2 separate regions of the Homo sapiens genome follow, and region 2 is linked to region 1. A link is an interaction called in ENCODE POLR2A ChIA-PET data of the cell type or tissue named here. Cell type or tissue: GM12878. All regions are shown on one strand. Each heading gives the region's core, and the rest is flanking DNA. Links, peaks and the distances in the headings are about the cores only.

What was found. ChIA-PET counts read pairs that join two places held together with the same protein. Peaks named below come from ENCODE experiments on the same cell type or tissue, not always from the same donor. Only the 100,000 strongest peaks of a DNase experiment are listed, where the experiment ranks them.
Region 2: POLR2A ChIA-PET joins it to region 1 with 7 read pairs; 2 of 35 experiments call an interaction of 5 or more read pairs at or near these places.

The regions. Positions count from the first base shown.
Region 1 is chr3:52,033,959-52,040,104 of GRCh38, forward strand. It overlaps LOC105377088 (a long non-coding RNA gene), which reads right to left and starts at 1,920. Exons shown (of 3, transcript XR_940839.3): 1 at 1,840-1,920; 2 at 1,351-1,462. RefSeq lists an enhancer at 6,018-6,146. In GM12878, for the core only: no CTCF peak of the experiment used is centred there; a DNase peak (open chromatin) is centred at 2,513.
Region 2 is chr3:52,422,077-52,428,222 of GRCh38, forward strand. It overlaps PHF7 (PHD finger protein 7), which reads left to right. Exons shown (of 11, transcript NM_016483.7): 9 at 146-262; 10 at 684-805; 11 at 1,015-1,565. The coding sequence ends at 1,241. Among named protein-coding and RNA genes, the nearest start is that of PHF7, 14 kb to the left of the region's middle. RefSeq lists an enhancer at 5,890-6,146. In GM12878, for the core only: no CTCF peak of the experiment used is centred there; no DNase peak of the experiment used is centred there; H3K27me3 peaks cover 120 bases.

The DNA of each region.
Region 1 (6,146 bases), core at 653-4,652:
TTGAGACAGAGTCTCTCTGTCGCCAGGCTGGAGTGCAGTAGCGCAATCTCGGCTCACTGCAACCTCTGCCTCCTGGGTTAAAGCGATTCTCATGCCTCAGCCTCCTGAGTAGCTGGGATTACAGGTACGTGCCACCACACCCAGCTAATTTTTGTACTTTTAGTAGAAACAGGGTTTCACCATGTTGGCCAGGATGGTCTTGATCTTCTGACCTCGTGATCCGTTTGCCTTGGCCTCCCAAAGTGCTGGGATTACAGGCATGAGCCACCGCGCCCGGCCAATGCCTGGCTAATTTTTAAATTTTTTGTAGAGATAGGGTGTTGCCATATTGCCCAGGCTGGTCTCAAATTCCTGGTTTCAAGCAATCCTCCCTCCTTGGCCTCCTAAAATGCTGGGACTACATGCATGAGCCACTGCACCCAGCCACCTCTGTCTCTTGGACTTACAGGGAACAAAGGGCAGAAGTTCACTCACCTCCTGCTGGAAAAATAGACTTGTAAGCAGCAAGGGCTGGAGGCAGGGGGAAGAACAGATGACCCCCCGAGGGCCTAGAGAGGGAGGGGAAGAGGGGGGCCTTGCCTGTGTCCAGGCATCCCAGGGTATGCTATGTTGAGGCCGGGCACTGCCAAAGATGGGGAGCATGAGGCTGACCTGCCAGGTGTGTTGTCGTGGTGCCCACCCCTTCCCCCTAGGGAAGGACAGCAGTCCAGTCTCACACCCGCTAGAGACTCTTGGAATTCAGCAGGGAGTGGTCAAACAGCCCTATGGAGAGTGGAGCCACCTCATACCCACAGGGAGGACAGAGGCCTCCAAAGACCTCCACCTGGGGGCACACAGGGTGCAGGATGCCCATAGATGAAATCTGAGCAGACTCCCTGGAGGAGGGGGCCTCTAGGATGCCCGTGTTTGGGCAGAGAGAAGCCTGAGTCCCAGAAAGGTGGAGGATGGACAGGGAAGGTCCATGAATGTGTAACACAGGCCTGGGCAGTGGCCTGGCACCATGGGCCACATTCTCTGGGGAGGATGATGGACATGATCCTATGGGAGGGAACAACCTCACTGGGGGAGGCTGGACAACAGCCGCTGGGTCCAATGTGAGCCAGGGATCACGGAGCAAGTTAGAGGCTAACCACTCCAATTCTCCCTTCCTTCAAGCTGTGATTTTCTTAGGGCAGGTTCCCAGGAATGGGATTGCTGGATTAAAGGTTGTTCATATTTTTAGGCCTTTTGACTCAAGTTGCCAAATGGCCTGCAGACAGCATCTCCAGGTCCCCCACCCTTGGTTGGCTACGAGGCAGCCAGGGAGAGCTGAGACAGCATCCCACCCCAACTTCCGAAGGTCAGTTATACCTGTGGTCTGGGACGAGGCTGGCTGAGCTCTCCCTAGGATAAAAGGACTGCTGTAACATCATGGTCCACGCCATAGCCTCATGGCCCCTTCTCTGGGCTTCCCTCGCTCCCTCTGTGGGAACATAGGAGTGGGTGAGCCAGCCCTACCCTCGTGGAGTCTCATGGGTATTCCCACAGACAAACAAGCCCCACATCACCAGGACAGGGTGGTGGGCACAACGAAGGCATTTCACTCAGCCTGGGGCTGGGCAGCTTCCTGGAAGCAGCAATACCAGCCCACGCAGGAGGCAGCCAGCTGGGGACAGGAGGGATCAGGACAGGTGGGCCTTGGGGTGGCCTTGTCCCTGTGCCTCTCTAGGGCTGGGCCTGACCCCAGGATGAAGCATCCTCATTCCATCCCTTCTGTCTAGCCAAGGGCTGGGGCTTTGTGTTCCCCTCCCTCACATTCCAAGTCACTGAATTTCTCTGGGCCTCCGTCTCTATACTTACAGTCCAGTGGGAACCTCGTGGAGGAGTTAGAAGCGCTTCTGTCAAGTCTTCACCTTGGAGCAGTGGTTACTGCTAGCCGGGGTACCTGGGAGGGAGAGTTCTTCTGGCAGGGGAAGCATGGCTGAGCCCACTGGGCACTGGCTGGAGTCCCGGGACTCCCCCAGCCCAGGGTCAGGCTCAGACTGCAGCATTCAAGGAGCCCTGCTGCCAGAGGAAAGATACCTGAGGCCACCTTCCTTCTGGGCCTGACCCCTGCGTCTCTCTGCCCTCTGTTCCCTGAGACCCAGTGCCAGGGCAGAGTGGCCTAGCACCCTGATCCTCCCAGCCACCCGCAGGGTCACCAGACGGTGTCCCCCATCTTCAAGGCAGCATTTCCATCCCCCCTGTCCTCCAGCTGGGGCACACTCCACAGTGGCTGCTTGGACAGCCCCTGACGGTGCATCCCCAGGGCTCTTCCCCCAGCAGGGTGAGGCACCAAAACTCACCCCCAGCCCAGAGACTGCGGGGCGTTGAGGGGTGCCTGAGAGCTACTGCTCCCATCCCCCAGCAGGCACAGCCCAATACCAGCTGCTCTCATCCCCCAGGGCCTGGTGGTTTAGACAAGTTCCCCCACACCTGAATTGACAGGTCCCTTTATGATCCCCATTTAAATGAGGCTCAGAGAAGGGAAGTACCCTGCCCAGGGGCATACAGCTGATGCCCTCTGAGGGTGAGATTGGAAACCAGTCTGACTGAAAGCCAGACTCTCAACTGTGCCGCAGAGCTCACCCCACTGGGATACTGCCATATGTGATGCTCACCACCTGGCTCGGCTGTGTCCAGAGCTTGCTTTTTTTTTTTTTTTAATACAGAATCTTGCTCTATTGGTTGCCCAGACTGGAGTGCAGTGGTACAATCATAATTCTGTGGCCTCCACCTCCCGGGCTCAAAGGATTCTCCCGCCTCAGCCTCTAGAGCAGCTGGGGCTGTAGGTGAGTGCCACCACACCTAGCTACTTTTTTTTTTTGGATTTTTTTTTTTTGTAGAGATGAAGTCTCACTGTGATGCCCGGGCTGGTCTCAAACCCCTGAGCTCAAGCAATCTTCCCACTTCAGTCTCCCAAAGTGCTGGGATTACAGGTGGTTTTCAGAGTTTTTGTTCATCAGAGGTCTCTGATCCTTACCACAGCCCTTGGGGAGGGGATGCACTTACTGCCTACAGGTGGCAGCTGAGGCCCAGAGACCGAAGGGCTGGATCACATACCGACCACTCACCGACACCGGGTGCCAGTGGACTGACACCTATACAGAGGGAGGTGCTCAGGAGGTTCAGGGGTGGAGACTGCTGGGCTGGGGGAAGGTGGGAGGAGGGGGCTGGGCTGCAAGGGGCTTTCTGCCTATGCCAGGCACTATCCCAGGCTGCTGCACTTTCAGCAGCCCCAGTATTTTATTGACTGAGTGGCAAAAAAGCTTTCAGCATAAACAGTGCCGTGTGAGTGTGGAACAAGGTCTGCTAGGCTGGCCTTTCGAAGCCTCCCTCTATGAGGGCCCTGACACCTGCCCCAGCTACAGCCCTGGCTAGCCTTGCCATCAGAGCATCATTGTACTTTCCTCAGAGTGCCTCTTCAGCAGAGGACAGAGTCTGAGGGACAGAGTAGGATCCCCTCCCAGAAACCCTCAGGACAGGCAGGGTGACTGCTGGGGGCCTGCTGGTGTATTCTGCCTAGCAGGTATGATGCAAGAACTTACAGTATCTGGACTGCCAATAGCCCTTTACAGGAGTCCAGCCAGTGTGTAGATGGGGAGACTGAGGCCCAGAAAGGCCAGGGACCTGGCTGCGGGCCCACAGCCCTTCGGGAGCAGAGCTGGAGTCAGGATCCAGAGCCTCAGCCTCCTGGCCCCGCCTAGGAACACTCAGGTCAGCTGTGCTTCGCCCTCAGGCCCCAGCAACCACCTCTGCCTAGTACAGCCCAGCTCAGGCAGGTGCTGGCCACCTTAGGGCCTGAGCCTGGGGCAGAGGCTGGAGTTGGCTATGTTGGAGCTGCGGCCCTGCCCTGAATCCAAAAGTTGCCTGAAGCCCCATCTCTCCTCCCATCACTCCCTGACGGCAGCTGCCGCAGATCATCTAGGGATCCCAGACAGGGCAACCCCCAGTGTAATGAGGCCAAACTCCCACTTCTCTCCCAGACATCTTGGGGTAGCCTCGACCTCGCTGTTCCTTGGATGGACACAGTTCAGCGGCTACCTTGAAACTGAAGGAGGTCAAAACTGGGCTCAGAGCTGAGGCTTTCCCCTTCTGCTGGGGGCTCGGCACCTAACTCTCTCACTGGGTCTTGGGCTTGACTAGGCTCGAGGAGGCTTTAGGCACCAAGGACTCTGAGGCTGGGGTGTCAGCAACACTGGCAGCTGGGACAGAAGGGGCCCTTGGCCAGGTCTGGACGAGAGAGCACCTGCTTCTACCCCCCACTGCCTGATGTTGGCCCAGGCTGAGCCCAGCACCCTCAAACCAGGGGAGCAGCCTCACCCCTACCATGTGCTCCTGGCAGCCTCTGCCAAGGAGCCCAGAGAGAGGGTGACAGGGCAGGCACGCTCTGGGGAGGCTGGGCTGGGCATTTCTTGCCAGCAAGTGCCAGGGCTTGAATCCCCTGAAGGGGTGAGTCTTTAGCTTTAGTCAGAGGAAGTGAGGCAGGGCAAATGGGCAATGTGTGTGTAGTGCTGCCGACCTGGCAGCGACCATGCCTGCGGGGATGGGCAGCCGTAGGGACTGCAGAGCAGGCCTGGCCCTGCAGGTCTCCGGCATCCATGCAGCCATGTCTGCCCTCAGTGGCTGTGTACTGCCCAGTACCCAGGGCGGTCACCCTGAGACCAGGCCCCTGTGGTGACCAGCCTGACCCCAGCTGCATCCTGACCCAGTTGCTGAGTCTCTGTTCTGCCCCTCACCTGCCGTGTGGTTTCGAAGGTCACTTGACCTCTCTGAGCCTCAGGATTCTCATCTGGAAAGTGGGGAAGACTGTGGAACCCAGACGCCCCTGGCTTCCCCCTCCCCAACATCAGGAGTCCACTCCTGAGTTAGAAAGAGCCCACCAGGGTAGAGTCTGCTGCGTTGACAGGGGGGCCCTGCTTCATTGAGCAGAAGGGGCATCTGGGCCCAGGCAGCAGGGCCTTCTCAACACAGGCTGCCCGGATGGCTTGTGCTGTGCAGATGGCCCAGGGTGAGCCCCCAGACCCATCAGCCTTGAGAGTCATCAGCATTCTCACGGGGCTCAGCAAATTGAGCTTCCCTACTCACCCCTGGGTGATGAGTTATCAACACTATTGCCATCTGCAGGCGCAAGGCTGTGAGCACCCTCCAGGAGGCCACCAGCCTGTCCCACAGCCCCTATTTCCGAGGATGTGGCTTGGGTCCTCAATGGCTGGATTCTCAGGCATTTTTCCTGACCCAGCTCTGACCATGCAGGGTGAGAGGTGCAGTTTCTGTCTTGGTCCCCAGACTAGGGTCTCTTCATCAAGAGGAAGACAAGGCCTCCCACGCCTCTCCCTGCTAGGAAGCCTCCAGCAAACCTTGGCCACATGGAGAAGGGAGAAAATGTGGGGCTCAGGGTCCCAAACCCCCAGGCCCTAGCAAAGGCAGGAGGCAGGGCTGGGCATGGGGAAGAGAGTCTACCCTGGGTAGAGCCCTGTCCCCCTGGGCCTCTGTACAGCCTAGTATCCATGGAGGGCTCAGGCTAGCCCAAGAGTGAGCAAAGATGGCCTTGGGCTAGCTCACATCATGGAAAGTCACTGGGAACAAAAGGCTGGTCACGGGCCTGGCAAGGACTCAGACCACAAAGCCTCTTCTATTTCCTGTCCACCATGGGCCAGGGACCCCTCCCCAAGGAGGCATTGCCCCATCCCACTTCAATGCTCCCTCTTGGGGACCAGGACTGGCTGGGGACAGAGACTACAAGTAGAAAGGCTTACACCTTAGAGTCACAGACTTGAGCGGAGCGTGGGGGCCCATCTCTCCCAGCCCCCTTTCCACAGAGGGGGACACCAAGGCTCGGGGAAGGGAAAGAGCAGAGCAGAGCCAGGTGTCTTCATAGAAGGCCAGCGGTCAGCCCAAAAGGCAAAGGTGTGGGAACTGAGGAGGGTCCTGGGACGGATGTGGCTGGGCCAGATGGGAGACCGTCCCGGGCTCTGGCCAGCCTGGGCAGTCAGCCTCCCTTCCCGGGCCCGGCTGGGTGGGGGCAGCAGGGCTCAGGCGGGCGGGCTGTTGATCCAGCCCGACAATGATGAAACGGCCCCTTTGTCCTGCGGCGCCAAAGTTGCTGTGACTGGAGGAGGCGTGAC
Region 2 (6,146 bases), core at 1,205-5,204, 390 kb after region 1:
CACTTGGCCAGCCTTGTTGGAAGTGTTCAGGCAGCCTACTGAACTCTTGCTGTGCTTAGCTTGGGCTCTTCCTAACTCCTCCCTGATGGACAAAAGTTTCACCAACCCATTATGTTCTTATTCACTGTTTCTTCTCCCACTGCAGAGATGCTGCCTGGGAACTCGAGCCAGGGGCTTTCTCAGACTTATATCAGCGCTATCAGCACTGTGATGCCCCCATCTGTCTGTATGAACAAGGCAGAGACAGCTTTGAGGATGAAGGGTAGGGGAAGGCTTCTGGCTAGAAAGAGCTCTCATCAGTGCTATCTTAGAGTTAGACCTTGGCACAGTTATTAGAAGTAAGAAATTCACTCTTGTATGCAGACCTTAGGATAAACACGATTGCTAAGTCTCATTCTTGACCAGCCCGACTCACTTGTGTGCACGTGAACACGTCTCCCCTGCAAGGTCCGCTTCACCTTGTGCCCAGTGGAGAGACATTCAGAGCCAATTCCTTTCCTAATCTACCTTTCAAGGGGTTACGACTGATGGCAGGCTTCTGGGATCAGCACTCATCCTCTCTGAGCCATACATTCATCTTGGGTAAAATGTGCTGTAAAAAATGCCTGGCCCATAGCAAACATCCAAGCATGGCAGTTGGTGTTCTGTATGTCTCCACAACCCTTCCTGGGCTCTTCCTCTAGGAGGTGGTGCCTCATTCTGTGTGCTACATGCGGATCCCACGGAACCCACAGGGACTGCTCCTCTCTTAGATCTAACAGTAAGAAATGGGAGTGTGAGGAGTGTTCACCTGCTGCAGCCACAGGTGAGGCTGGAGGGATGGGCCGGCCTCAGAGCAAGGAGGGGGCTGTAGGGACTTGTGGTGCCTGGGAAAGGAGGAAGACATCCCACCAGAGGGGGATTAATAGTTGGTGCCTTTGACTTTGGAAGGAAAGTAGCTAGAGAGGAGCTTAAGGACCTGTGCCTGGGAGAAGCAGAGGCTTGAGTTTTCCTCTCCTGCCTTTCTCTCACCAGACTACATACCTGAAAACTCAGGGGACATCCCTTGCTGCAGCAGCACCTTCCACCCTGAGGAACATTTCTGCAGAGACAACACCTTGGAAGAGAATCCGGGCCTTTCTTGGACTGATTGGCCAGAACCTTCCTTATTAGAAAAGCCAGAGTCCTCTCGTGGCAGGAGGAGCTACTCCTGGAGGTCCAAGGGTGTCAGAATCACTAACAGCTGCAAAAAATCCAAGTAACACCTTCTGAGTAGCTGCTGTCCCACACAATAGGGTATGAAGCTGCGCTCCTCCATCGGGTTTGGGGAGGGAGCACTCTGGGACTGTGAGACAAGGAAGCAGGGCCAGCAGTGAGACTATGAGCCAAGCAAAGAGAAGTCTCAGTGGAGCATGAGGAGGGAGCAGTCCAGATGCCAACAAGGAAATGCGTTTATGGCTACAAGAGTGCCTCTGCTTTCTCCTCCTCTCCTCCCACCAAGGATTCTTCCACCTTAATCTTGTTTTCATATGCCTCTTCTTACTTCACCCATGTTTGTTGTTATGCAAATAAAGGTTTTCTCTCCATTGGTGTCTCCTTATAAATTCATTCTGAAATTTGTCTGGGTAGTAAAGATTCTACGGGGTAGAGTACGAGAGTAAGAAAACTCACCCTCCTAATCCATAAAATTTAGGGAATTAATGTAGAACTTTTAGCTTAGAATATAGACATGTTTCTTTGGAGGGAAAGAAACCTGTTTATACGGAAATTGGCATTACAGAGGTAGAGAATCTTCATCAATCATTGTGCAAATAATAAGTACACAGGTTCTCATTAGGGAGGTGAGCCAGCATAGCAGTCCACACTGGGTGGAGAATAGGCCCTTGTTGCAAGGCTTGGGGTCCTGGACTCAAACAGGTCAAGGACTACCATGCTTATACATGGGGCATAAGGGACTCCATTCTCTCCTGACTGGTGTGGGCTTCAGCACACCTCCACAGCATGAGTGAGCCCAGTCAAACCCTCACTGCCCGGTGGTTCGAGCATTTCCGTCCAGAGTTTAAATATGAATTTGCATGCCAGGACATTCAAATTAGGCAAGGTGGCCGGGCGCAGTGGCTCATACCTGTAATCCCAGCACTTTGGGAGGCCGAGGCGGGCAGATGACTTAAGGTCAGGAGTTCAAGACCAGCCTTGCCAACATGGTGAAACCCCATCTCTACTAAAAATACAAAAATTAACCGGGCACGGTGGTGGGTGCCTATAATCCCAGATACTTGGGAGGCTGAGGCAGGAGAATCGTTTCAGTCCGGGAGGTGGAGGTTGCAGTTAGCTGAGATCGCGCCACTGCTCTCCAGCCTGGGTAACAGAGCAAAACGCTGTCTCAAAATTAAATTAAAAAAACATAATCTTCCCGTTTTCGTTCACCTCAGATAATTGTATCACAATTTTTGTTAACTTTCAATGTTTATATTATTATGATGCTAGAAATACTGTTTACCACTGAGCCAGGCAGTACACTATGATTACCTTTCCTCTTTTGTACAATGTTTTTTTCTGAAATTAATAATTGCTTCTTTTTTGGTATATACCTATTGCTAATTCTTCTGAAATGTTGCAAATGATCAACAAAATGTCTCAAAATGCAATTTTCCTCATAGACCAGGCATCAGATCACTATCAGCTGGACTTCTTTTCCTGAAGACCTGCCTCCCAGAGCCGCCGCCTCCAGTGCTGGCTGCTCCTAGAGCTCCTGCACAGCTGTCCTCCTAGGGCTTCCCACAATTATGCCCTTTTTCTTCATTTCCTTTCTCTTGGGTTTGACCACCCAATGCTATCCTTGCTTATCCGGGCGTCCAGGGAAATTTTGTCAGAGCTCTGCAAGTAACAGGAACATTTTTTAATTGTGAGCTTTCATATAAAACACAATATTTAACCCATTCTAAAGATTCAACTCTTGCAGTGATAATTCACAACTGAAAGATGCTCCTTAGATTAAGACTTTAGTTCTAAACCTAGAGTTTCTGTAACTTGGGTCACCAGGCATATTTTTAGGGATCTGTGGTAGTATTAATATCTTTTCTTAAGGAGTCTATTTGTATACCCAAGTGTGAGAAACACTATCTTAACTGAGAGTAATGGCCCCTAACAGTGCCCTCTCGACTTTAGCTTCAGTGGGTAGAAAGGGAGCTTGGGAGGGGGCAGTTTTTGTCACCTAGATGTCAGCTGCCCTACCTCTGTGTACAGTTGACTTTGTGGATACTTGCTTAGCTAACACGACAGTGCATGCATACACACACACACACACACACACACACACACACAGCTATTAACTATTTCTTACTCTTTGTATTTTTAGTCTCCACTGATGTTAATAGCCAACCCTATTTTTATAGGCTGGAAAGTCCAACTTTGAAATGTTCTATTCTTCATCTGGGCCTAATCAGTCATTCTCCACTAAATAACTGGCTTCTTTTTTTTTTTTTTTTTTTTTTTTTTTTTGAGACAGAGTCTCTTTGACCTCGTGATCCACCCACCTCAGTCTCCCAAAGTGCTGAGAATCCAGGTGTGAGCCACCACGCCTGGCCTCTTTTTGCTTTTCTTTTTCTTTCTTTCTTTCTTTCTTTTTTTTTTTTTTTTTTTTTTTTGAGAGGGAGTCTCACTCTGTTGCCCAGGCGGGAGTGCAGTGGTGCGATCTCGGCTCACTGCAACCTCCACCTCCCGGGTTCAAGTGATTCTCTCCTTCCTCAGCCTCCTGAGTAGCTGGGATTATAGGCACGCACCACCATGCCAGGCTAATTTTGTATTTTCAGTAGAGACGGGGTTTCACCAAGCTGGTCAGGCTGGTCTCGAACTCCTGACTGCCTCGGCCGCCCAAAGTGCTGGGATTACAAGCGTGAGCCACTGCACCCAGCCCCTTTTTTTTTTTTTTTTTGAGTCAGGGTCTCACTCTGTTCAGTGGCATGATCATGGCTCACTGCCCCGACCTCCCTGGGCTCAGGTAATCCTCCCACCTGAGCCTTCCAAGTAGCTAAGACTATAGGCATGCACCACCATGCCTGGCTAATTTTTTTTATTTTTTTTTAAGAGATGAGGTTTCACCATGTTGCCAAGGCTGGTCTTGAACTCCTGGGCTCAAGGGATCTGCCCACCTTGGCCTCCTAAAGTGCTGAAATTACAGGTGTGAGCCACCACACCCAGCCAGCTTCTTTCTTAAATAAGCTTTTAATTTAGAATAGTTTTAGACTTACAGAAACATTGTAAAGATAGTATAGAGTCCCCATATATCCCAAACCTAATTTCTCCTACTATTAACACATTAGTATAGCAAATTTGTCACAATTAAAGAACGAATATTGATACATCATTATTAACTAAAGCCCAAATTTTATTGAGATTTTCTTGTCTTTTCTGTTCCAGGATACCACATTGCACTGTGTCGTATCTCCTTCGGTTCCTCTTGGCTGTGATGGAATGGCAGACTTCCCTTGATTCTGAAGACCTTGACACTTCTGAGGAGTACTGGTCAAGTATTTTGCAGAGTGTCTCTTAACTGGGATTGTTCTGATGTTTTTCTCATGATTAGACTGGGGTTATGGGTTTTGGAGGAAGACACAGGAGAAGTGCCATTTTCATCACATCATATCAAAGTTACATAGTATCAGCATGACCTGTCACTGTTGAGGTTGACTTTGATCATTTGGCTGAGGTAGGTTTTGTCAGATTTCTCCACTGTAAAGTTACCCTTTTTCCCCCTTTTCTTTTCTTTCTTTTTCTTTTTTTTTTTTTTTTAGATGGAGTTGTACTCTGTTGCCCAGGTGGGAATGCAGTGGTACAATCTTGGCTCACTGCAACCTCCGCCTCCCGGGTTCAAGCAATTCTCCTGCCTCAGCCTCCTAAGTAGCTGGGATTACAGGTGTGCACCACCACACCAGCTAATTTTTTTTTAGTAGAGATGGGGTTTCACCATGTTGGCCAGGCTGGTCTCGAACTCCTGACCTCGAGATCCACCCACCTCAGCCTACCAAAGTGCTGGGGTTACAGGTGTGAGCCACCGCACCCAGGCTTTTCCTCTTTTCATACTGTACCTTCCAAAGGGAAGTCACTATGTGGAGCCCACAGTTAAGTAGAGGTTTTTATGCAACTCCTCCTTGAGGATGGAGTATCTACATAAATTATTTGGAATGGTTCTGCATGGGAGATTTACCTATTTTATTCTCTCCTGCTTATTTATTTAGCCAATCTTTTTTTTTTTTTTTTTTTGAGACGGAGTTTCGCTCTTGTTGCCCAGGCTGGAGTGCAGTGGTGCGATCTTAGCTCACTGCAACCTCTGCCTCCCGGTTTCAAGTGATTCTCCTGCCTCAGCCTCCCAAGTAGCTGGGATTACAGGCATGCGCCACCATGCCTGGCATTTTGTATTTTTAGTAGAGAAGGGGTTCACCAGGTTGGTCAGGCTGGTCTCGAACTCCTGACTTCAGGTGATCCACCCACCTCGGCCCCCCAAAATGCTGGGATTACAGGCGTGAGCCACCATGCACAGCCTATTCAATCATTTAGTATGGACTCCTGGACTTTGGGTTACAATGTAATAATACTTTATTTTGTTGCTCAAATTGCTTTGGCCACTGGGTGTTCATGTGTCCTTTTCACACATCCCCATCACTGTGTGTCTGGTTTTGTTTTGTTTTGTTTTTGAGCACTTTTTTACTTTCTGACACTGCAAGATGCCCCAAGCTCATCTTCTTTTAAATGCCTGTTTCATGACAAACACATGTTTAAAATTTTTAATACCTATTTTCATAACTGATGTGTCTTATTAGAATTAATTACTGTTTCATAACTTAGGAGCTGGGACAAATCAGTTCACTTAGGGATAGTAGAAATAGATGTTAAATAAAACTTTCCCAAAGCACCTGCTCCCCTTCCTCTAATCATTACCTTTACGGGAACCGTAAACTAAGGCCAGAAACCTCAGATTTTCCTTCAGCTTCCCTCTCTGTTCAGCCAACCTCTTTGTTGTCAGTTCGACTGTTTTTCAAATGTTTGCCTTCCTCTCCTTCCCATTGTCAGTGCTCAGCTCAGACCTTGATGCCTCATAGGATGGGCAGCAAAAGTCTGCATGGTTTCCTGTGTCCACTTGCTTCTCTGACACATCCACCCTTTTCCCT